2 separate regions of the Homo sapiens genome follow, and region 1 is linked to region 2. A link is a contact called in ENCODE Hi-C or POLR2A ChIA-PET data. All regions are on one chromosome and are shown on one strand. The core of a region is the stretch at or near the end of the contact, and the rest is flanking DNA. Distances in the headings are between cores, read along the strand shown.

Evidence for each region. A loop is a pair of places that touch in the nucleus more often than their neighbours do. ChIA-PET counts read pairs that join two places held with the same protein, here RNA polymerase II (POLR2A). Pooled maps may share reads with other maps.
Region 1: a loop to region 2 is called in a map of OCI-LY7, with 4 times the contacts of the local background. The contact joins two enhancer-like sites. A Hi-C loop is called at or near these places in 3 of 168 maps with a recorded cell type or tissue (OCI-LY7, endothelial cell of hepatic sinusoid and naive thymus-derived CD4-positive, alpha-beta T cell) and 7 of 50 pooled maps. POLR2A ChIA-PET finds 5 or more read pairs at or near these places in 4 of 52 experiments (CD4-positive, alpha-beta T cell, OCI-LY7, activated T-cell and 1 more).

What each region holds. Positions count from the first base shown.
Region 1 is chr2:7,624,066-7,626,875 of GRCh38, reverse strand. No RefSeq gene overlaps it. Among named protein-coding and RNA genes, the nearest start is that of LINC01871, 100 kb to the left of the region's middle. Within about 2 kb of position 1,440, at least 3 of the 41 ENCODE cell types and tissues checked have a DNase peak (open chromatin) inside an H3K27ac peak, as active enhancers do; they include OCI-LY7, where a contact is called at or near this core.
Region 2 is chr2:7,566,316-7,569,274 of GRCh38, reverse strand. No RefSeq gene overlaps it. Among named protein-coding and RNA genes, the nearest start is that of LINC01871, 160 kb to the left of the region's middle. Within about 2 kb of position 1,459, at least 4 of the 41 ENCODE cell types and tissues checked have a DNase peak (open chromatin) inside an H3K27ac peak, as active enhancers do; they include OCI-LY7, where a contact is called at or near this core.

The sequences.
Region 1 (2,810 bases), core at 191-2,690, 58 kb before region 2:
CATTCTAACACAGGGGATATCCAAGTGAGAGATGAGAGTGGTTTCCATAAGAGTAGGATCAGTGGGATGATGAAAGTTATTGGATTCTAGGCATAATTGGAATATAATGGATTCAAATATGAGAATGAGTGTGATGGAGAGAGGACTCTAGGACAACGTTCAAGTTTGAGGCCTGCAGAACTAGAAAGACAGAGTTGCCATTTACTGAGATGAAGAAAGAAGAGAGGAGTAGTTGGGAAGGACAATTGGGAGTTCAGCTTTGTACACATCAAGTTTGAGAAGCTTATTACATGCCCAAGAGAAACTTCCAGTAGGAAGTCGACGATGTGAATGGAATTCAGTAGTCGGGGGATGGGGTGGGGTCTGCTGATAAGCTTGGGAGGCATTGCATATAGGGTTTAATGCTGCAGCGTTTGAGGAGATCCCCAAGGTAGTGATGTTGATAAAAATGTGAAGAGATACAAAAGTGAAATTCTGGGCTCTCCTACCGGAAATGAGAAGGAACGAGCACAGGAGACAGAATTAGAGACCACAGCGCAGAGCAGCTAGAGATGAACAAGCAGATTGTGCTTGATGAGGCTGGAGTGCAACGTCTGGAGGGAGCAGAAGATGAAGCTAACAGAATAGATTGAGACCATCAGCAGAGCCTTGCATTCCTCTGCATCTCTAGGAAAATGGATTTTGTTGGAGGAAAAACAGTATGATGTTTTAAGCACAACAGGCTTTTTTTTCTGTCCTTACAGACTGATGAAAGAGACACAGATTTAAAACCCCAAAGTCATCTCGGGGGGTTTTCCCCACTGGGAGGCTTCCACGTGCCTTTTGAACCCTAGTTATGACAACTCCAAGGGTCCTACGGTACATCTAAAATACCTGCAATCATCAGCATGTAAGTGACTGGCCAAGGCAATGAACTGAAGTTTGGAGACTTGCTTCGCTCGAACTTGAGTTCCTGTAGGTCACCCCATTTGAAGGGCATATTATTGGGTACGGTATAGGGTGGAGTGGGGCTCCAGGGGCAAGTCTTTTGGTATCCAGTTTTCTATTCTCTCTTTAGGAACACAGGTAATTGATATCTCGAACTTCCAAGCTGAACAGCTAAGGTCTGGAGAAACAAGTTTGCTGAAAAGGACCAACGATTTAATTTTATTCATCCTGTATCAAATTTCTGCATCTCACAGTTTGGGCTCAACAGGAGGTGACACTGTTAACTGTTGCTCTTTTCACTTCCTTTTTTCCCCCTCACTGAACATAAACATATCATTACGCAGTTACACTCCACTATATTTAGAGTTGATTTTTAACTATCTATTAAATCAAACAGGGAAGCTCAACTGTTCTACCTGGAGCAGGAGAACTGGCTGGGGAGGTGGATTGATTCACTGAGGAGGGCAGAATGAGAGTGAAAGCTATTTTGCCAATGACGATGTGTACCCTGGAGCTCACATTCCTCTTTTTGGAGAGGCAAGCACCACTATAACTAGGGCAGGGCCAGCGTCCTGCCCACAGATGGCCCTGAAAACCTCTCATTCACCAATGATCTGGGCTTCAACTCCATCACATTATATAGATGGAAAGGACTTTACAGGTGTCCACAGTCTCTATTCTAAGCAGTTCACTCCTCGAAAACATGATCTAAAGGATCTCAAGATCCCAGGGACATGACACGCTCAGCAAAGTGACAAGTTTTGCTTGCTCAACAAGCATGGAGAGTACTGCCTCCTGTACCTCCTTCTTGGAGCCTTGCAGCTTATATCAGCATCCAGGCAGTAAGGCGCTCTACCATCGAGAACCCTTTCCACCATTGTCCATCCTGCTATTGTTCATTCCATTTCATTGTGGAATCTTCCAGTTTTGATCACACTTGTGAACACTGATAGAACCACCAATGAGAGAACATACTTTAGGAGACATTACTATAATTCAGACCAGTAGAGTAGTTTACAACATGCCAACTGGGCTTTATTTGTAGCCTATATCACAGCATTGTGTGTGAAAAGCTAGGACTATCTCCTCCATCTCATGATTTGAGAAACTGAGAAATGGAGAGTTTGGGTGGTGGCCAGATCAACACTGACAATGGTGGTGGAAGCTCTAAAGAAGAATGCAGCTCCTGTGATTCCCAGTGCAACCTGTTTTCTTTAGACAGAGAAGCAGAGGGGAGAAATGAGTAGAAGCAGGGATTGGAAATGGGCTGATGAGGCAGTGCTGGGAAGGGAGAGCTACTGTTGGGGACAGAATCACTGAGGGGAGAATAAGGACTGGGAAGGTGGGGGTTGAGGTTACCAAGTCACCAGCTGCCACTGTCTACACCTCAGATTCTTCCTTATACCCTTTTATCAAATTGAATTACAATATGAGTAACAGAACTATGGTCAAGTGGTCAGAATTCGTTCTCACTCCTCCAGTTAATATTTGCCATCTATATTATGGGATATTTTGCTGCTTACTAGCTAGACATTTTTTTATTTTAAATCTAATATTCTTTTTTTCTTCTCATCCTGTCATGAATTTCCCTCTTCTAGCCTCAAATTTCTGGCTGGACATGGTGGTTCACATCTGTTTTCCCAGTGCTTTGGGAGGCTGAGGCAGGAGGATCACTTGAGGCCAGAAGTTTGAGACCTATCTGGGCAACATAGTGAGATCTCATCTTTACAATAAAGTAAAATAAATAGCTGAGTGTGGTAGCAGGTGCCTGTAATTTTAGCTACTTGGGAGGCTGAGGTGGGAGGATGGCTTGTGCCCAGGAGTTCAAGGTTACAGTGAGCTATGATTGTGCCAATGTACTCCAGCCTGGGCAAGAGTGAGAC
Region 2 (2,959 bases), core at 210-2,709:
CCATGACTTCTGCCTCCCAGGTTCAAACAATTCTCCTGCCTCAGCCTCCCAAGTAGCTGAGATTACAGGCACGTGCCACCACGCCTGGCTAATTTTGTATTTTCAGTAGGCATGGGGTTTCTCCACGTTGGTCAGGCTGTTCTCAAACTCCCGACCTCAGATGATCCCCCCGCTTCGACCTCCCAAAGTGCTGGGATTACAGGCGTGAGCCACCGCACCCTGCCGGCTAGAGTATATTTCTCACTATTGGAAGAGAACGATGGCTTGGTGGAACAGCATCGGGCTTAGATTTAAGGGTCTGGGTTGAAACTCTGGCTGCAACACAAATGTTGAGCCTTTTGTGGAGTCACTTAAACTCTCTTAGTCCCCATTTCTCTGTCAAACGACTATCATAAGACCTACTTCTCAGAGTGACCATGAAGCCTAAAGGAAGTCATATATGTGAAAGCACCCAGAGTGTGCCAATGAATGTATTAGAGTTGACACTTCACACTAGAGTAGCCTTTTTCTGTTGTTTTTTAAATCACTGCTACTACAGACCAGAGAATAGTTATCTATTAGTTGTGTATTTTCTTGCATAGCACTGAGCTAGGAACTGATGAAGCAGAGGCCAACCAAACAGACATGCTCCCTGCTTGTCTGACTTTTCATCTATGTAATAACTTTGAATAACTCCTTAAAATAAATAAAGATAAATGCTCACTCTTATATGGTAAAGAAACTGAGGTATAACAACTTTAAGACAAAGACAAACAATATTTTGACATGTCATGGGGTCTACCAAAGTACCTTGACTATAACATGTATAGAATTAAAGATGCATCAAAACATGCATGAAGAATTCCGAGACAGAAAGAAAAGTTGTCGGCAGTGGGGGGTTTTCTAAAGAGAAATGAGCAGCAGTCTCCCAGGAGCCACACCCTGTCTCTCAGCCATGTTTTATTTATTGAACATGGGACTCTGGCAGGAGGACATGTGTCTTCTCTTTAACCTCAATGAGAGAATGCGGGGAATGGCCCCAAGCAAAGGAGGTCCTGCCCATCCTTGGGCAAGAGTCATATGTGCTTCTCCTCCATCACCCCAAGCCGATGCCTCATTTTCCAAACCAGCCTCCTCTCTACACCCCTGTCCCTACAAATGCTTGACTGGCTAAGAGGATGGATGGGCATTTGGCAGATGAATTCGGGGCTGCTCAGTATACTTGGACTTTGGCCAGTGCTTTGAGATTGAGGTGGGCATAGAAAAGTGTTAGCTGGAAGACAGCTGCAATTCTAAGTTGGGAGAGCACAGGGCAGTGCACTCTCTTTCCTCTGAACTTGTAGCTGAAAGAAGCTCGCTGCTGCCACACACCTGTGACTTTGTGTGAGATGTGAGCTGCCGGTCCCAGGGAGCCCCTCAGAGCTGGTGGGAGCAGAGGCACCCTGCACCCTCACAAAGTTCTCCACAGTTCAGCTGCACCTGGGACTGTGTAGGTGTGTTTTTCTCCTCTTGTTGATTTGGTTACCGAAAAGAGCTTTTGATGGAGACCACATCCTTTTACTGAGTATCAAGAAAGTTTATTAAAAGTAGCTCAGAGAACACAATAAAACCCCCAACTATCTGATTCAATAGTGCTCGCCTGACTTTCCTTTCTCTGTCACCAAGTTATAAACACACCTTCTGTAATCAGCTGTACTTTCCATCTTGAAAGGATATTTCAGAAAGGGAGATAAGACAAACGGGCAATGGCAGATGATAAATCAGAATGTATATTGGATTCTTTTAAAAAGATATGGTAAATTCTCATTCAAAGTATACAAAAGCATGTATTGCTGAGTTACAAATACTGATATGCTTTAACTCGTTCTATGATAACAGCCAGGAATGTATCTAAGATGGCATATAACTTTCAAAGAGTCCTTTCCCTTCCGTGCAAATGTTGTTGCTGAGAGTGTCTGCAGCCTGCATGAACTGGCATGTACTGCCAACAGGTACAGGAGCATTCTAAGCAGAGGGAAGATTTAAGTCTTTAGTCCATCTTGGATTAATTTTTGTATAAGGTGCAAGGAAGGGATCCAGTTTCAGCTTTCTACATATGGCTAGCCAGTTTTCCCAGCACCATTTATTAAATAGGGAATCCTTTCCCCATTTCTTGTTTTTGTCAGGTTTGTCAAAGATCAGATGGTTGTAGATGTGTGGTGTTATTTCTGAGGGCTCTGTCCTGTTCCATTGGTCTATATCTCTGTTTTGGTACCAGTACCGTGCTGTTTTGGTTACTGTAGCCTTGTAGTATAGTTTGAAGTCAGGTAGCGTGATGCCTCCAGCTTTGTTCTTTCGGCTTAGGATTGACTTGGCAATGTGGGCTCTTTTTTGGTTCCATATGAACTTTAAAGTAGTTTTTTCCAATTGGTAGCTTGATGGGGATGGCATTGAATCTATAAATTACCTTGGGCAGTGTGGCCATTTTCACGCAGAGGGAAGAGCATGTGCAAGGGCAGAAAGGAGTGCCCAGTGTGGAGACTCTGCAGCTGAGAGGTTACACACACTCACTTCTCATTTTAGGCTTACAACAGTCAAGGGAGGTTGTAAGGGATATGTAGGTAATGTGGTTTAAGAGGTCAAAGATCAGAAAAATTACACATTGCAAAAGCCACGGCTTGAAAGGCAAAGAGAACAGGAACTCATAGCTTGGACACTTACTAGCCGTGAGGCATTGAGTAAGTGATCAGCCTCAATGTCTCTGTCTTTAGAATGGGCATGATGATGCCCACTTCATAAGACTTGCTTTAAAGATTGCATTAGGAAAAAAATGTAAATCCTAACATCATGTAGCAGATGCTCGAAAAGTGTCCTTTTTCTTCTCTTTTCCCACTTTCTTTTTACCTTCCCGTCACGTTCCAGTCCTGTCTCCTCCATCCACCATTCTTGGTGCTGTTTCTTCCCTCTGTGCTTTCCAGGAAGCCCTTCTGGAGCCTATTTT